Regions from separate parts of the Homo sapiens genome. Here region 1 is linked to region 2. Evidence: read pairs that join two places in POLR2A ChIA-PET (ENCODE). Cell type or tissue: endothelial cell of umbilical vein. All regions are shown on one strand.

What was found. Peaks named below come from ENCODE experiments on the same cell type or tissue, not always from the same donor. Only the 100,000 strongest peaks of a DNase experiment are listed, where the experiment ranks them.
Region 1: POLR2A ChIA-PET joins it to region 2 with 7 read pairs; 2 of 35 experiments call an interaction of 5 or more read pairs at or near these places.

The regions. Positions count from the first base shown.
Region 1 is chr2:102,128,883-102,132,882 of GRCh38, reverse strand. It overlaps a transcript of IL1R1 not described here. Among named protein-coding and RNA genes, the nearest start is that of IL1R1, 12 kb to the left of the region's middle. In endothelial cell of umbilical vein, no CTCF peak of the experiment used is centred here; no DNase peak of the experiment used is centred here.
Region 2 is chr2:102,302,962-102,306,961 of GRCh38, reverse strand. No RefSeq gene overlaps it. Among named protein-coding and RNA genes, the nearest start is that of IL1RL1, 6.6 kb to the left of the region's middle. In endothelial cell of umbilical vein, no CTCF peak of the experiment used is centred here; DNase peaks (open chromatin) are centred at 1,781, 2,201 and 2,421; H3K27ac peaks cover 2,893 bases.

The sequences.
Region 1 (4,000 bases), 170 kb after region 2:
GGTAGCTTGGGTCCTTCAAAGAATTTATCTATTTCATCTAAAAGTATATGTTTTATGCCTAATTTTGTTCCTAGTATTCCCTTATTATTCTTTTACTATTTGTGGTGTAGTATAGTGATATTACCTAGTTCCTACCATTGATTGTTCTGTCTTCTCTTTTTAATCCACAGTCAATCCAGCTAAAGGTTTATCAATTTTATTGATCTTCTCAAAGGTGTCATCAAATGACATCAAAGCTTTGGTGTCATTGATGTCCTTGATTGTATTTCTGTTTTCTATTTAGTTGCTTTCTGCTTTGATCTTTATTATGTCTTATCTTTTGCTTGTTTGGTGTGTAATTTATTCCTTTTTCTAGTTACTTAAGGTGGAGGCTATGGTCACCAATTTGACAATTTTCTTCTTTTTAAAACAGGTATTTAGTGCTAAAACTGTTCCTATAAATGATACTGTATCACCCTACATACAGGAACCCTAAAATAGTATAGTTTCATTTTCCCTTGCGTGACTTTTGTGCTATTTTGTCATTCATTTTACTTTTACATATCCTATAAACCTCACACTACATCATTATTACTTCTGTTTAAATAATTTTCATTTAAAGTCATTTAAATAATAATTTGGCATTTCTGGTGCTCTATCCTTTGGATAGATCCAGATCTCCATCTAGTATCCTTTTCCTTCTGTCTGAAGGATTTCCTCTAACATTTTTGTAGTGCAGGTCTGTTAGTGATTAATTCAGCTTTTATATATCTGAAATGGCTTTATTGTGTCTTTGTTTTTGAAAGATATTTTCACTGTGTATAAAATTCTTGGTTGACAATTTTTTCCTTTAGTATGTTAGAGATCATGCTCCAAACTCTTCTAGCTTGCATTGTTTCTATGAGGAATCTGCTACCATCTGTGTCACTGCTGTTTCTTGGTAGGCGTATTTTTTCCCTCAGGCTTCTAAGATTTTTTCTTTATCGCTGATTTTAAGAAATTTAATTATGATGAAATGATGTGTTTGTCCTCAAGTTTCTTAAGGTTCACTGAACTTCTTGGGTATGTGGGTTTGTAATTTTCAGTTCAGCTTGGAGAACTCCTGGCCATTATTTCTTCAAATATTTTTCCTGTCACTCCCTTTTTCCCTTGAGTGACTCCAATTACATGTGTATTTGGTGACTTGAAATTTTCCCACCGTTTCGTGATGCTCTGTTCTTTACTTGTTTGTTTTTCCTCCTCTGTGGTTTTTTTTTATAGTTTCTATTGTTATGTCTTTCGATTCACTGATCTATTCTTCTGCAATATCTAATCTGCTATTAATCTCATCCAGTCATTTTTTTTACCTCAGAAATTGTAGTTGTTATCTCTAGAAGTTAGACGCAGGCATTTTCACGTCTTTTGTTTCTCTACTTACCTCTGTGTTTATGGAATACAGTTATAAAAACTGTTTCCATGTCCTTGTCTGCTAATTCTAACATCTCTATTAGTTCTTGGTTGGTTTTGACTCATTTTCCTCTGCATTATTATCATCCTTATTTGCATACCTGGTAATTTTTTGGTTGAATGCCAAACATTGTGGATTTTAACTTGTTAGATGCTGAATATTTTTGTGTCTTAGGATGCATTTGAGTTATTGAGAATAGTTTGATTCTTTTGGATCTTGCTTTTAAGACTCGGCAGACAGGACCACAGCACCATTCACTCTAGGACTCATTTTATCCCACTTCTGAAGCTTGATGCTTCTGAGTCCTCTAACAAATCCCTATGAATTACGAGACTTTCCAGTCTGGCTGGTGAGAATAGGAATTATTCCTCCTCCTGTCCACTATTTCATCTAATCTTTTAGGGAGGCGCTTTTTCTGACTTTGGGTAGTCTTCTCACTGACTCTGCCTGGGTCACGCTTCCCTGTGCCATGGCCTGGAAACTCTCACATCAGTAAGCAGGAGAAGTCACAGGGCTTTGTTTTCTGCCTCTCAGGGATCACTATCCTTCCTTAGCTGATGTCCAATTCTTAAAAACCCTGGTTTTGCATATTTTGTAGAGTAATTTAGTTGTTTCTTATGAGAAAGTAAATCTAGGGCCTATTACTCAATCCTGGCTGGCATCAGAAATCTACTGACACAGTTTCTGAAGTTCATCAGTGAAGATGCCTGAGATTCTTTACACATGCCCACCCCCACCCTGCAAATTCTTTTTTAAACTTTGGTTGAAAAAGTTTTTGATATCTTTATAAAACATAACCAAGAATTAATACATTTTAGTCAAAACCAAGACTTTGGGGGAAGGAAGTAAACTGTGAACAATGTCAGATAAAGGACAGCCTGGCAGCTGTCAGGCCCTAGAGGCAGAGAGAGAAGTTAAGAGGCACCAGCCTGGATGGAAAACCTCCCAAGCTTGTGCCACCAAGAGTGAAAAGGAAAGAACAGCTGTCAAGGAAAGAGGAAAGATAAGAGTGAGGGAGACAGCTAAAGATCAAATCTACTATTTCCAGGGTTGCCAAACCTAAGAATTTTGCAAGAAGAATCATTAGCAATTGTGATTGCTTGAACACAGGCACCAGGAGGAAGCTGAGAGGGAATACTGAGAATGTTCAAAAACATTATTACCAAGAAAAAGATACGTTATATTATCAGTTCTCAAAGGTTCCTGAGATCCTTTCAGAGTCTTCAAGGTCAAAACTACTTTCATAATAATTCAAACATGGTATGTGTCTTTTTCATACACACGTACAGTGGACTTTTCCAGAGACCGCATGATGCAGAACTTCTCCAACATTGAATGCAGAAGCAGATATGAGAACTTATCTGTATTCTGTTGAGCAATGCATTAAAGAGATTTCCAGAACAATGTAAACAAAGTAAAAAAAGGTAATTCTTTTTGATACTTTCGTTTTTTAAAAATAATTGTTTTTATAAAAGAGATTTATGTTAACAGGCAATGAGTTTATCGGCATTTTTAAATAATTGTTAAAAATTTATTTTTTTAATTTCTCAGTTTTCATGTCTAATGTGCTTAATATCAATAGAATTAACCAGGTAGACAGAAGCTCTTTAAAGTTCTGAGAGTTTTTAAGAGTACGAAGGTGTCTTTAGACCGAAAGTTCAAGAACGTCTGCTCTACATAAAGCTTCTGCAGCCCTCTGAGACCACTGTGTAGTTCATGAAAGTGTCTACATAGGAGCAAGAAGAAAGGGCAGGCCAAGAGGTCAGAAGAGAGGGGCACCCTCGTCAACAGCTGCTTCACCCCTGACCCCGATTTCAAAGCAATACTTCACAGCACAGCAGCCCCTGTCAGGTTCACCATAAGGACCTACATCCTAAGTCATCATTGAGATTTGAACTGCTCCTTTAGGGGGTACAAATCCTGCCCTGAATTCCCCAACATCACCAATTCCCTTTCCAATTTACTGCACCGCAGCTTTCTTAACTGGTCATCTGACCTATGCTCAATAATTGGCCCTTATGTAGGAATGAAATTTCTAGATTTCAAGCACCTATCGGGTTCCTGACCATGATTTAGACACTTTAATAGGACATCACATTTAATGCTTATAACCATGAATGGTTTACTACTTTTCTTTGGGAAGGAGTTCTTGTTTTGGTTTTGTTGTTGTTGTTGTTGTTGTTGTTGTTGTTGTTGTTGTAGGTTTTTGGGGTTTCATTGTTGATTTCTTTTGTTTGTTTGTTGTTGAGACAAGGTCTCACTCTGTCACCCAGGCTGGAGTGCAGTAGCACCATCTTGGCTCACTGCAGCCTCAATCTCCTGGGCTCAAGTATTCCTCTCACCTCAGCCTCCCAAGTAGCTGGGACTACAGGCCTGGACCACCACACCCAGCTTATTTATTGTTTACTTTTTTATTCTTTAGAGACAGGGTCTTGCTATGTGGCCCAAGCTGGGCACAAACTCTCAGCCTCAAGTGATCTTCCTGTATCAGCCTCCCAAAACTATGGGATTACAGGAGTGAGCCACCACACTGGCTACTACTCTTGTTTTGTAGACAGCAACAGACATCCTAGA
Region 2 (4,000 bases):
GGAGAATTCGTTTTAACCAGAAAATTCTAATCAAGCCTAATACATAGCCAGAAACTTTACCTTCTTTTAAGACTAGCCCTGTGTGTCTTTACCGCACCCCTCACTCAGAATGCTTGTTCTCATGAGATTTAACAGGAAGCAAAAACTCAACCTTATTTTATGGTTACACCATATCATGTGCATTCAGATCTTTCATGATTCCATAATGGGTAAAAAACCTTCCTGTGTTCAGAAGTTAAATTGGCTGTTTTTTATTTTACTGAGGCAGTTAGCCTTAATAATTGGCTCCTATTTGTCTGAATATGAACTGTAGGGATCAAAGACTTTGCTGAATTCATTCTCTTTCTTGTCCACTCTTTAAGAAATTAGAAATTAAACAAGGCATGAAAGCTAGTGTGTTTCACTCTTCCCCCTTACTCCTATTCCAAAGTTCAGAAAAAGTCTATGTTTAGTTAAGAGTTAACAGAGGTGCTTGATTTTGAGTTTGTGGAATAGAAGTTATGTTAAAGCCACATGTTCACCCGGAAGAAAAAAAATAATTTTGGTAAAAAATTAGATTTTTATATTCTCTCTCTCTCTCTCTCTCTCACACACACACACAATTGCCCCTTCCTTCCTCATCATTCTTTTGCTTATTAAGCAAAAAAAGTTTACTCAATTTTTTCTATAAAACACATTTAGATCTTTCCACATTTTAACAGGATTCACATGTCCCCCACCAGCCTTGAATAGTTTAAGCAAAAGAATGAGCAACTGGGTAGCTAGAAATTGTGAGTTGTCAACAAATTACCTTTAATAGCTGTGGCAGGCAGCCTCCAAGATGGCCCCCTGATCTCTGCATCCTGGTGTTTATATCCTTGTGTAGTCTTTTCCCTCACTGTACCAGGTCAGGTCTATGTCATCAATATAATATGGAATAAGTGATCACGTGCCATTTCCAAGATTAGGTTATGTAAGGCATCCTGTACTTGTCTGGGACTCTGTCTCTTGAATCACCCCCTCTGAGAGAAGCCATCTCGAGGGCAGCCCCAGAGAGTGCTCCACACAGACAGGTCCTGAAGCCTCCTGCCAACAGCCACATGAGTGACCCTAGCAGCAAGTCCCTCAGTTGCAGTCAAGTCTTCCGAGATGAAAAAGTGTAGTCAACAGCTTGACCACAACTTCATGAGCACCCCCGAGGCAGAATCACCAAGCTAGGTCACTGTCAGATTCCTGACCCTCAGGAACCATGTGAGATAATAAAGGTTTACTGTTTAAGCTGATAAATTTTAGAGTACTTTGTTATGGCACTATAGATCCCTAATAGTTGATAGAAAATGAAGTTATACTATATTCTTTGTGGATCTAACAACAAATACGTAGAAGTCAGGGGTACTTGCTAGTAAGAAATGACTTGATCTCCATGGGTTTTTTTTTTTTTTGGTACTGTATTTCCCTTACATAGTAGTCAAAAATTCAACTGCTACTCCTACTCAGAAGGCCTTTTAGTGTCTGTGATGTCAGGAAGCCATTTCTCTTGTAACTCTGGAGTTTCTGTTATCAGAGGAAACGTCCGATCTTACAGATTGTTCCACAGATATTAAAAGCACCCTTTCCCTAGTCTGATCAGATAAAGTCTCTCCCTTCTACACGCTCATAATATTTATTCAACAGATCTTTGTTCATGGATCAGAAGGAAACACATTTGTTTTGTCAAGAAAGCAACATTTCACCACAATGTCCTCACAATCGAGGGTCTTCACCAAGTTACTACTGGTCAGCAGCAGCACCTAAGAGACCTCAGGGAGACAGATCTCTATGAACCCTGAGGGGACACTCAGCGTCCAGCTGGCAATAGCAGTTGTGATAGCAAAGGCAAGCATTTGTGAGAACAGTGGGTGAAGGACCCCTTGGCTGCAGTCCGTGCTTTGTGCAGACAGTCTTCTCTTTGATCACAAATGTTCCGATGATGCGACGCCTTCCTGCTGTAGTGGCTCTTGTGCCCTGAAATCTCAAACAAGCACTTTGCCTTATGACATGGTAAGAGCATAAAAGGAAAATCTGATCTGTAGGTTATGTTCTCAGTATTTTCCCTGTGTCATGGCTTTCATGCTTTGGTGTCTCAAATACCCTCTCTCCTTCTCCCATTGTAAGAACATGAGAGGAAAGGCTGATCTGTACATTGTGTTCTCATTCTTTCCTCCTGTTGAAACGTTGAAATAAATGTCAACATTTTCCTTCATGGCTGTATTTCTCCTAAAATCTAGAACTCTAGACACTTCTATCTGGGGCTGGTAAAAATTTAAAGATGTCCTTTGTTTTGCTGAAAGTACCCAGTCCTGTCAATATGCATGACAGAATATCTTCTGAGATCAAGTCCAGATATTTTGAAGCATTACAAGAAAATTTAGATTTAGGAGGGAAAGGAGATTAGGAAAGGGGGAGAAAAGGTGATTTCACAGGGACCACAGGCATGCGTTTTCAGGAAGGATTTTAGTCATCCACTTAAAATTGTTTTGCTTCAAAGTTATGTCCAGTTCTCTAGAAATTGATGACACATTTTTTAAAACAACAGCTTATTTCCCAAAGTACTTGTGTAACATGTAGCACATAAGATCTAACAGGCACTGCCCTTCAGTCTGAAGCACACAGCACCAGCGTAGTAGGGCACAAAAGTCACTTAAAAATTATTGATTTATATCAGTAATGCTCAGTTAATAAGTTTTAAAATGTATAGAATACTACAAATGAAAAAATTCTCATAACCTAATACTCAGAGATAATTATAGTCTAACATACCCACATATTTTCTGCTGGCCTTATTTCTTAGAGTGTATGTGGATATAATTGTGCAAGTATATATATATATCTATAGATAGATAGATAGATAGATAGATAGATAGATAGTTAGATATAATGTACAAATATTATATATACACAACAGAAAATGCAAAACTTCCCGAGAGACGCAAAAGAAAACAAGTGAATGAAGAGTCATGTCATGCTTCTAGAGAAGACTCAGTAATAAGATTCATAATGAACTTTTTTGAAGTTGACAAAATAATTCTAAAATTAAAGTGAAGAATAAAGGAAAATGGCAAAGCTAACTTCTCACTAAGTGCCGGTGTGTGCCACACACGGGTTCCACCCACACAATCATCATAATAAACTTATAATATAGGGACTACTATTACCCTTACTTTACAGATAAGAAAACTGAGCCATGCCAAAGTAAATAAATTTGCTGGGTCACATTGCCAGTCAGCTAAGAAGCTGGGATTTGAACCCAGGCACAATGAAAGTGAAGCCTGCACTATTATCCAAAATCTGCATTGCTTGTCAATTTTCCAGAAATACTGAAGATCAGTCAGGAAAATACGAAAAATAGTAAAAGATTAGGAGAACAGATGATTTCTCCTTGAGCCTACTGTTGTCCTACAGATATTCTCTTCTGAGCTTACTATTGTCCAATAAAGTTTCAGTAATTAAAATAAAATAGAACAGCCACAGGAGGAGACAGACAACTTATAAGAACAGGATAAAAAATGTAGAAACCAATGGAGCATTAACAGGAATATATCACAAGATTATCAACATGATGAAAAAGTCAGTATATCAAACCTGAAAGAAAGAATAGGCTTTAAATAAATGGTGTTATGACCATTTAATATTTAATTTAAGCATTACAAATGGTTTAATATTATCATTATAAAATATAAACATATACAAGTAAAGTTTAATCAGTAAGAAAATTAAATTCCAAATGTATTAGAGATTTAAAAGGAAAAAGAAAAAAGTTAAATCTGTAAGCAGATAGAATTAAGTATTTCTTTGGTAATGAGGTAGGAATAATATTGGCCTTCTAAACTCAATGATAGAGACAGAAATCATAATGTCAAAGACCAAATAAATCTAATCACATCTGAAAATACCATAAATAGAGGGCAAGCAAAAAACTGATGAAAATGTTACAAACACACACATACGCATACACATGCATGCACATGCACTCACACACTCA